3 separate regions of the Mus musculus genome follow, and all the other regions are linked to region 2. Evidence: chromatin loops called from intact Hi-C (ENCODE). Cell type or tissue: heart. All regions are shown on one strand.

Region 1 (2,500 bases), 72 kb after region 2:
TTGAGAGTGCCTAAAGTCTCCCCTCCGGAGTGGACCATCCCCGAATCACATGCATTAACCCTGTAATTACTCTCAGAATCTTCGGGCTTATCTAAGATTCCCAATCAGAGATAACAGACCCTGTGTGAGGGTAATGGGTTTGCAAGGTCTTGCAACCTGCTTTCATCAGGGTATACCTGGGGAATCTTGTCACAGGTGGGAATAAATACAGACAGTGAGAACGCATGGAGATCTGACTGCTTCTCTGGTTTTGTAGGTCACAGCATGCTTTCCTCCTAAGGAATATTGAGATTAGGGTCCTGGCAACTATTTGAATGCTAAAATCATTACCTGTGTTACACATACACCTGAGAGTCACCTGAAGGACAGGTTTCATCCATCACCTGTTTACAGATGGAGAGAACGTCACCCAACTCCAAGAGCATTGCCACAATTTGAACGGAGTTGATGGAACTCTACCTCTTCAAGAGGTCTTTAGAATGGAATAAACTAAGGAAAGTTGAGAGGTGGCGTCAGTTTTGCCTGTTCCCTGGAGTCATATGTCATCCCTTGGTATCCTCTGGGGACTATCCCAAGACTCCCCATGGTTACCAAGATGCACAAGTGCTCATTTCCCAAGTAGTGTACATGCGCAGCCCATTACCTACAGCTCCCCAAATGATGAGCCCTTGGTCGATTGCATAGAATAACAAATACGGAACAAACATGATGCAAGTTTTTACACTAAGCTCTTTAGAGAATAATCACAAGGTTAAGATCTGTACATGTTCACCACAGACACAGCTTTAAAGTTATGACATTGATTTACGTCTGCATGTGTGCGCTATAGCACGTGAGTGGAGGTCAGAGGACAGTTTGCAGGAATGAAGGGGATCCTGGAGATTGGTTTTAGGTCATCAGGATTGGCAGTAAGCACCTTGAGTCCCCAGGAACCTTCTTAGAAGGCCTAAATGTCGTCATCATTGTTGTTGTTTAAAAAAAGATGTATTTAATGTGTGTGAGTGCTTTGCTTTCACTGTATTTGTGCACTATGTTCAGGCATGGTGCAGAAGGCGGTCAGAAAAGATGTGAGGGAGAGCTGAAAGCCACTGTATGGGCACTGGGAGCCGTACCCTGTCCTCTGGAAGAGCAGCCAGTGCTCTTGGCCACCACACCTACCCTCGATCCTTCTTAGAAATGGTTTTTTATCTGCAGTTGATCCACAGATGCCATCTTCAGTGCTGTGGAGAGCTGGCTGTGTTAGCGATCGATCCCTTTGGTCCCTTACTGATTCTCTGCTGAGTTCCAAAGCAAACCGTCTTTGCACATGAAGGAAATGCCTAGGCCTTTGAGCTCTGAGGGCCTGACACTGCTTCGGGCTGATAAGCAATGGGCATCAGAAGACAACTGGAGTGCAGGCCTGTCCTCCACCCTCTCGGCTTTCCAGGCACAGTGGCAGGAGCTCCCTGCTCTTGTAAAACAAGAGGATATAATTTTGATCAACACTTTAAAAAAAAACCACGTCTACTGACGAGCACATGGGAAGGAAGATGAACCAGCAATGATACGTTCTGCACAGCAACTGTAAAGGAGAGAAGCCTTGAGTATATATAACGTCCTCCTCCCCAGTCAGGAGCTGGGTCCATGGCCTTTAAGTCATCCTGCAGAGTTTTGGTGTCCCCCCAGTACAGGTTGGTCTGGCATGAAACTTGCAGCTTTTGAACATACAACTCAGTTGCTTTCCCACTTGAAACGCTTTGTCCCCTCAGTGTGTTATGTAAGTTGCCACTAAATGCAAATATGAAAAAAATCCATATTCAACCTGGCTTCACAGAGAAGAGATTTGGCTTTTAAACAGCTAGGACGTTCTTTAGAAAACGCTTCTGGGTATATGGCTGAAGCTCAAGGGAAGAAAGCCGTTCCACAAAGCTCTGGGTTCTATTTCCAGCATGGGATGCACACACACACACACACACACACACACACACACACACCCCTGCACACACTCATACCTGCACACACACATGATTTAGAATGTGTTTTCTTCTTTTACTTAATAGAATTTTTCTCAGAACTGTATCATTTTTATTAAAGCCCCTGCTGTGTTTCTTGCAGTCAGCTTCATTTTATAGCTATCCCACATTGCCACACCTGGTTGTTGCCAGAGTATGGATCATATGACTCCAGAGTAAGTTTCTTATCTAATTGGAAGAAAAGATGGGTAGGGGGACTTCCAGGAACTCTGTCAGAAGAATCAGTTGTCCTTAGCAAATTTCCTTGCCTCTCCCCATTCAATCTTCTAGTTTATTTCAATTATTTAAGTTTGTATGTGTGTATACAAATGTGTGAATGCAGGTGCCTGTCCTGCGGGGTCCAGAAGCTGTTAGATTTCCCCTCCCCCAATCTTTATGGGTGCTTGTGAGTACTGAGAACTGAATAGTCCTCCTTACAAGACCAGTGCTGGTTTTTAGTTGCCTGCTGAGCCACCTCTTCAGTCCCCGCCCCTACCCTCATTCCCACC
Region 2 (2,500 bases):
AAAGCCATGAGGGGGTAAGTTTAGACTCTTGAGCTGTATAAGCTCATGAACTGCAAGTTTAAAGCGGACAGGAGGAAACAATGCTTCTGCAAGTGCTGGTGGCTTTGTAGAAGCTGGAGTATAGGGCTGACTGCAGAGGGGAAAGTAGTGGTGAATGTTCACAGCGCTAGAGCAGGGAAGGCTGCGGCGTTAACCCTTTGTCTGGATAACTGTAAGTCCCCCCCCCCCCCCCCGCAGTCACAGACCCAAGGTGGGGCTAGGAGGGGTGCCTGTGAGAAGTCCTGCGATATAATGCTGTAAGAGGCTAATTAGATGAGGAAGACTCCAGTTGTGGCAAAGTGTCGCTGTTACCTCCCAAATACCATGTGAAGAAAAACGCTGGGGAATTCTGTCCTTCACCAGCCTAGGCAGGAAGACTTAGGTGCTCTTAAGCTGATTGTACCTCCATCATTCACTAACTAACTCTGCTTCCAGATGTTGTAGCCTCTTAAGTAACCAATCTGAAATCAACTAACAGAACTTTTGAAGGTCTAAATACTTGCTAGCACAGGGCATCTAGGAAAGGCTAAGATACATTCTTTTGGAAGTGGGATTTTATTGATTGCCTAAGGAGAAGTGGGTGTGGCAGAAGGAAAAAAAAAAAAACCTTAAGGGTCATTTTATCTCCTGTCCCAAGCCTTTTAACCAAGCTCATTCATCAGCTGTGGCCGAAAGTGAAGTCCGCCCAGGAATTTAAAAGAGCGATGGTGTGTTGCAGGGTGTGGGGTCGCCTTCTCTCTTTGCTAAGTCAGGGGCTATTCATCTTCTGAGGCCAGCCGGTTTTGGTGCAGTAGCTGGTGGTGGAAAGGTTTAAAATTGGATTAAAATTCCTTACACATTCTATGCCTTGTAAAAAAATATTCATATATCTGGGTAGTCACTGAAGAATTTATTAGCTAATTTATTGACTAATGAGTGCCCTATGCACTTGTTAGTGCTTCCTCAAGACTCCTTGAAAAGATTTTGTTTTTAAGCAACTGGGCTTTTTCCATTCAAGGTTTTCCATTTCCATTCAAGGGCTTCTCACTTGCCTGGCTGTTCATGTGTGGGCAAAGTCTGACTCTGACTTGCTACCCGAAAACCATAAAGGACTCTCTTGAGCCTGACCTACCACCACAAATGCTACTGTCCAGGCATAAAGTTCATAGTCACAACATAGGCAGTATCTGAGCTTATGGGACTAGCTCTGTTCATTTTGCATCAAGCTAATATAGAAAGAAGAGTCCAAAAGACTGCTTGCAGGCCTGATGGTTTGAATTTGACCCTGGATCCCACAAGGTGGCAGGAGAGAACTGGCTCCTAAGGATTGTCCCCTGACTTCCAAGGGCACCATAGCATAATAGCATCTGCACACACACATACATATGCACACACACATATGCATGCATACATGTGTATATGCTGCTTTCAATGTGCACATAGGCAAGAAGAGCAGAATCTCATCCCCCAAAGCCCCGACATCTCTGTCAGGTGACATTGTGATCATTTGTAAGCAAAGTCAAGGCATTTTAAAAGTACAGCTTCTTAAACGTCTCACACAGTGACTTTCAGTCACATACCAATGGTATGAATTCACAAGGCCATTTATCTCAAGCATGCTTCAATTTCTTCACTACTAGCATGTGGATTAGAAGGGACTTTCCAAGGATGTAGGAAGACCAGTTGGTATTCAGCAGGTCTGGGCTACATTTCCGGTCCCTTCACTTATTCTAGGACTGTGGAGAAATTCCTTAGCTAGTGTGCACCTCGGTGTCCTTGTTTACAAAGTAAATGAGTAACTCATTTTTTTTCTCTCCCTGTGACCTGGAGAAATATATCATCCTTAGAGGAGGAAATGAGGTTTGGAAGCAGAAACTAGCTCTGCAGCCTAAGTTTAGAACCACAGTGGGTTCATGTTCCTCTTCCCAGTCCCCTTTAAGGAGAGGCAACTCGTTCCTAGTTATCAAGCAGGCTTATTGTGGGCCTTCTTACAGCAAGCTCACTTCTACTTATTTGTGTTCCGAGACAAAGAAGAGTTGACTTTTCCCTTTGGTATAACATTCCATGTGCTTGAAGAGCAACAGTAAACCATCTCGGCATCTTTGTAAGAGGGGTCCACTCCAATAAAAAGTGTTGAAGGAGAATTTTTGTTAGAAGACAGCGATTCTTACATGTGCTTCAATAACACCAGTTGCTGCTGCTTTTCTACGAAGTCTCTTAACGAGTTCACATCTGTTCTTGAGAACACCACTGTGTGTGCTGTTTGCATTATTCAGGCTGTTTGAAGAGCTGGCGTGTTTTACTGTATGTAACAGGAATGTGTATGACATATATGGAAGACAATCTCTCTGCCACATTTGGAAGGAAAAGAGACATTTCAGCAGCTGAAATGATCCAAATACCTGTCACAGCATGCACACCAGCTGGGGAAGACAAATGACCCCACTCCCACCCTGAAGCTGGTCTCCTGGATTAACAGCTC
Region 3 (2,500 bases), 240 kb after region 2:
GATGTCCTGGAAAAGAGCTTGGCTTTTCAGGAAGTAGACCAGCCCGGCCTGGAATGGCATTCTGAAATGAAGTCATTTGATGTTTGGTTGCTTGATTGGTTGGTTGGTTGGTTGGTTACTTGCTTGCTTGTTCCCCCACCCCCACCCCCACCCCCACCCCCACCCCCACCCTACTCCCGTTTCTGGGGATTGCTTCTTCCAACATGCTGGGCAATTGCTCTGACTTTGTTACTTTTCTTCTTATGAGAAAATATCTGACAAGATGCAATTTAAGGAGCGAAGGGATTATTTGGGGTGAGGGGGATCACAGTTTCAGAATACAGGGGAACAGTCTGTCATGGTGGGCATGACACAGCCGTGTAAGAAGTTCTGTGTGAACTTCTGTAGTTCTATGTACTGCATAGTTGGCAGTAAGGGACCTGAGAGAGATGGAGCCTGGGGCTCAGATCTCTCCTTTCCCAACCGAATAAAGCCATCGAGGTGATGCTGAGCACATCTTAAACCCCAGGGGAAGCACCTTCACAGGCACAGCCAAAGTGTGTCTCCTAGGTGACTCTAAACTCTGTCACCTCAAAAACCTCCAGAGTAACCTCGCTGGCCTGAAACCTGCTTGGACTTCTAGTGTACCCTAACGGCACAATTATACACGTCTGCATTTTTAGAGTAGAAAATGTGTAAGTAGAGTTCCCTGAGAAGCAACTTGGTGCTCTGATCATATAAACTATAAATAATCAAAGGTTTGAATTGTTTTGAGCTCAAGTGTAGCAATGTGACCAAGAGAAAGAGTGAGAGAAAAAGGAACAGAGACAGAGACTCACAGAGAGACAGAGAGAGAGGATCTTAAAAACAGAGGAATGAACCCTATGGTCTGGCTTGAGTCCAGACAATTGTGGCCCTTACTGGTTTCCCGTGTTCTGTTACAGTGTGGGCAAGCTTCACTGGTGCCACCCAGTGGCCTCCCTGAGCACTGCTTCAGTGCCTGGAGATGGGCGGGCTCAGTCTATACTGGCTGGGTCTCTAGTTGCAGACAGCCTTCATCTTCCTTTTACTAAGACTTGTCTCCGGCCTAGAATTTGACAAGCACCTGTGTCTGAGTGGATGTTGCACTCCTGGAGCAGATGGGGACAGAGGCTTTGAAGACAAGTAAGCGTTTGTTTAGGTCACCTGAACTGGAATTTCAGCCCTTCCTCTAACTGCGGCATGAGTCATCATTATTAAACGGTGGTAACCCCGTACTTACCACTGAATTTGCATAATCCTCTGAACTGAAGTTTGTAAGCAAACAGCCAACACTTTTCATATTAAAAATTGCTCCCCGACACTCACGTTGATTTCATGTAAGCTACTAATTCATATAATTTCCTGCTTACCTTCCAGGGCAGAGACGACATCTTTCAAGCAGTTATCAAAATACTGGGCAAGAACAGCACTCTGCCCTCATCTTGCTTCAAATTCAGTGATCTCAGTGTGCATATTGTGGCTTCTGTCTAATGTCATCAGTATTGCTATGTTCCTGCTCCAGCTGGGCGAAAGCCATCTTAATCCACTCTCCCCAGCTTCCTAGGCAGGGTAACTAACTACATATCTGCTCAGGGCATTTCAGCCTTCGTTCTACATAAGAATAGATGATGCATTTAATATTTCCTCACAGTTTTATACTCACTTATAACAAAACAAACTCCTTATTTAAGAAGTGCATGTTAACCACCTTTAAGACATTCCTACACAGCCAAAAGCTCATTGCTTCTTTTTTAAAAAAGTTTTTATTGATTCCTGTGAATTTCATATCTTGGGTCCCAATCCCACTCATCTCCCCATTCCTTCATATCTGCCTTGCAATCTCCCTCCTAAAATAAAACAAAGAATATAAATAAATAACTCTCACTGTGGAAGCTGTGGTGTGTCCCACAGTAGACCCTTCTGCCCAAACAACTTTCCTTGCAAATGTTCATTGCCATGAGTCACTGGCCTGGTTTGAGGCCTCTGGCTTCTGCTATACTATCAATAATGGATCCTCACTGAGACTCCTCTAGGATATCCTGTTGTTACCCTGTGTCACGGAGAGCCTGCAGCTTTGGATCTGCAGGACTGGCCTTTCAAGTATTCTAGTATTTTGTAGATGGGGTGGATGTTGGAATGGTCCAACTCAAAGCCCTGGATCTGGGCCTGGGTGGGAGCTGAGTTGGTCAGCTACCAGCTCTCCTGTACCTACAAAACCAGGAGCTGTTCTGCTCTACTGCAGGACCCACTCTTCTGAGTACTGTAGCCAATGAGTGGTGGAGCCAGTTCTCCTTGTTCTCATAACCTGGGGGGAAAGCTCATCTGCCTGCAGGAAGTGAGTGGGTATAGTAGGTTGGCCTGATGCTGCTTGTATTCTAATGCTAGTATTGAGCCCCAAGACCTGGTTGTCCCAGAGGGGATCTGCATGTAGCCCCACCCGACACCATGTGACCTTGATCCCAAATTATTCCTGATTGGTAAATAAAGATGTTGTGGTGAG

The links. Hi-C counts contacts between places; a loop is a spot of excess contacts. Peaks named below come from ENCODE experiments on the same cell type or tissue, not always from the same donor. Only the 100,000 strongest peaks of a DNase experiment are listed, where the experiment ranks them.
Region 1: it touches region 2 in a loop (7-fold over the local background); 5 of 42 quality-filtered maps call a loop at or near these places.
Region 3: a loop joins it to region 2, with 2.0 times the contacts of the local background. A loop is called at or near these places in 3 of 42 quality-filtered maps.

What each region holds. Positions count from the first base shown.
Region 1 is chr3:68,540,523-68,543,022 of GRCm38, forward strand. The region is part of intron 5 of Iqschfp (Iqcj and Schip1 fusion protein); the gene reads left to right. All of the region lies in intron 2 of Schip1 (schwannomin interacting protein 1), which reads left to right. Among named protein-coding and RNA genes, the nearest start is that of Gm22073, 5.9 kb to the right of the region's middle. In heart, no CTCF peak of the experiment used is centred here; no DNase peak of the experiment used is centred here; H3K4me3 peaks cover 167 bases; H3K27ac peaks cover 1,124 bases.
Region 2 is chr3:68,468,518-68,471,017 of GRCm38, forward strand. The region is part of intron 4 of Iqschfp (Iqcj and Schip1 fusion protein); the gene reads left to right. The region is part of intron 1 of Schip1 (schwannomin interacting protein 1); the gene reads left to right. Among named protein-coding and RNA genes, the nearest start is that of Gm22073, 78 kb to the right of the region's middle. In heart, a CTCF peak has its summit at 1,306 (motif pointing right); no DNase peak of the experiment used is centred here; H3K4me3 peaks cover 1,944 bases; H3K27ac peaks cover 2,208 bases.
Region 3 is chr3:68,708,419-68,710,918 of GRCm38, forward strand. No RefSeq gene overlaps it. Among named protein-coding and RNA genes, the nearest start is that of Il12a, 18 kb to the left of the region's middle. In heart, a CTCF peak has its summit at 955 (motif pointing left); a DNase peak (open chromatin) is centred at 963.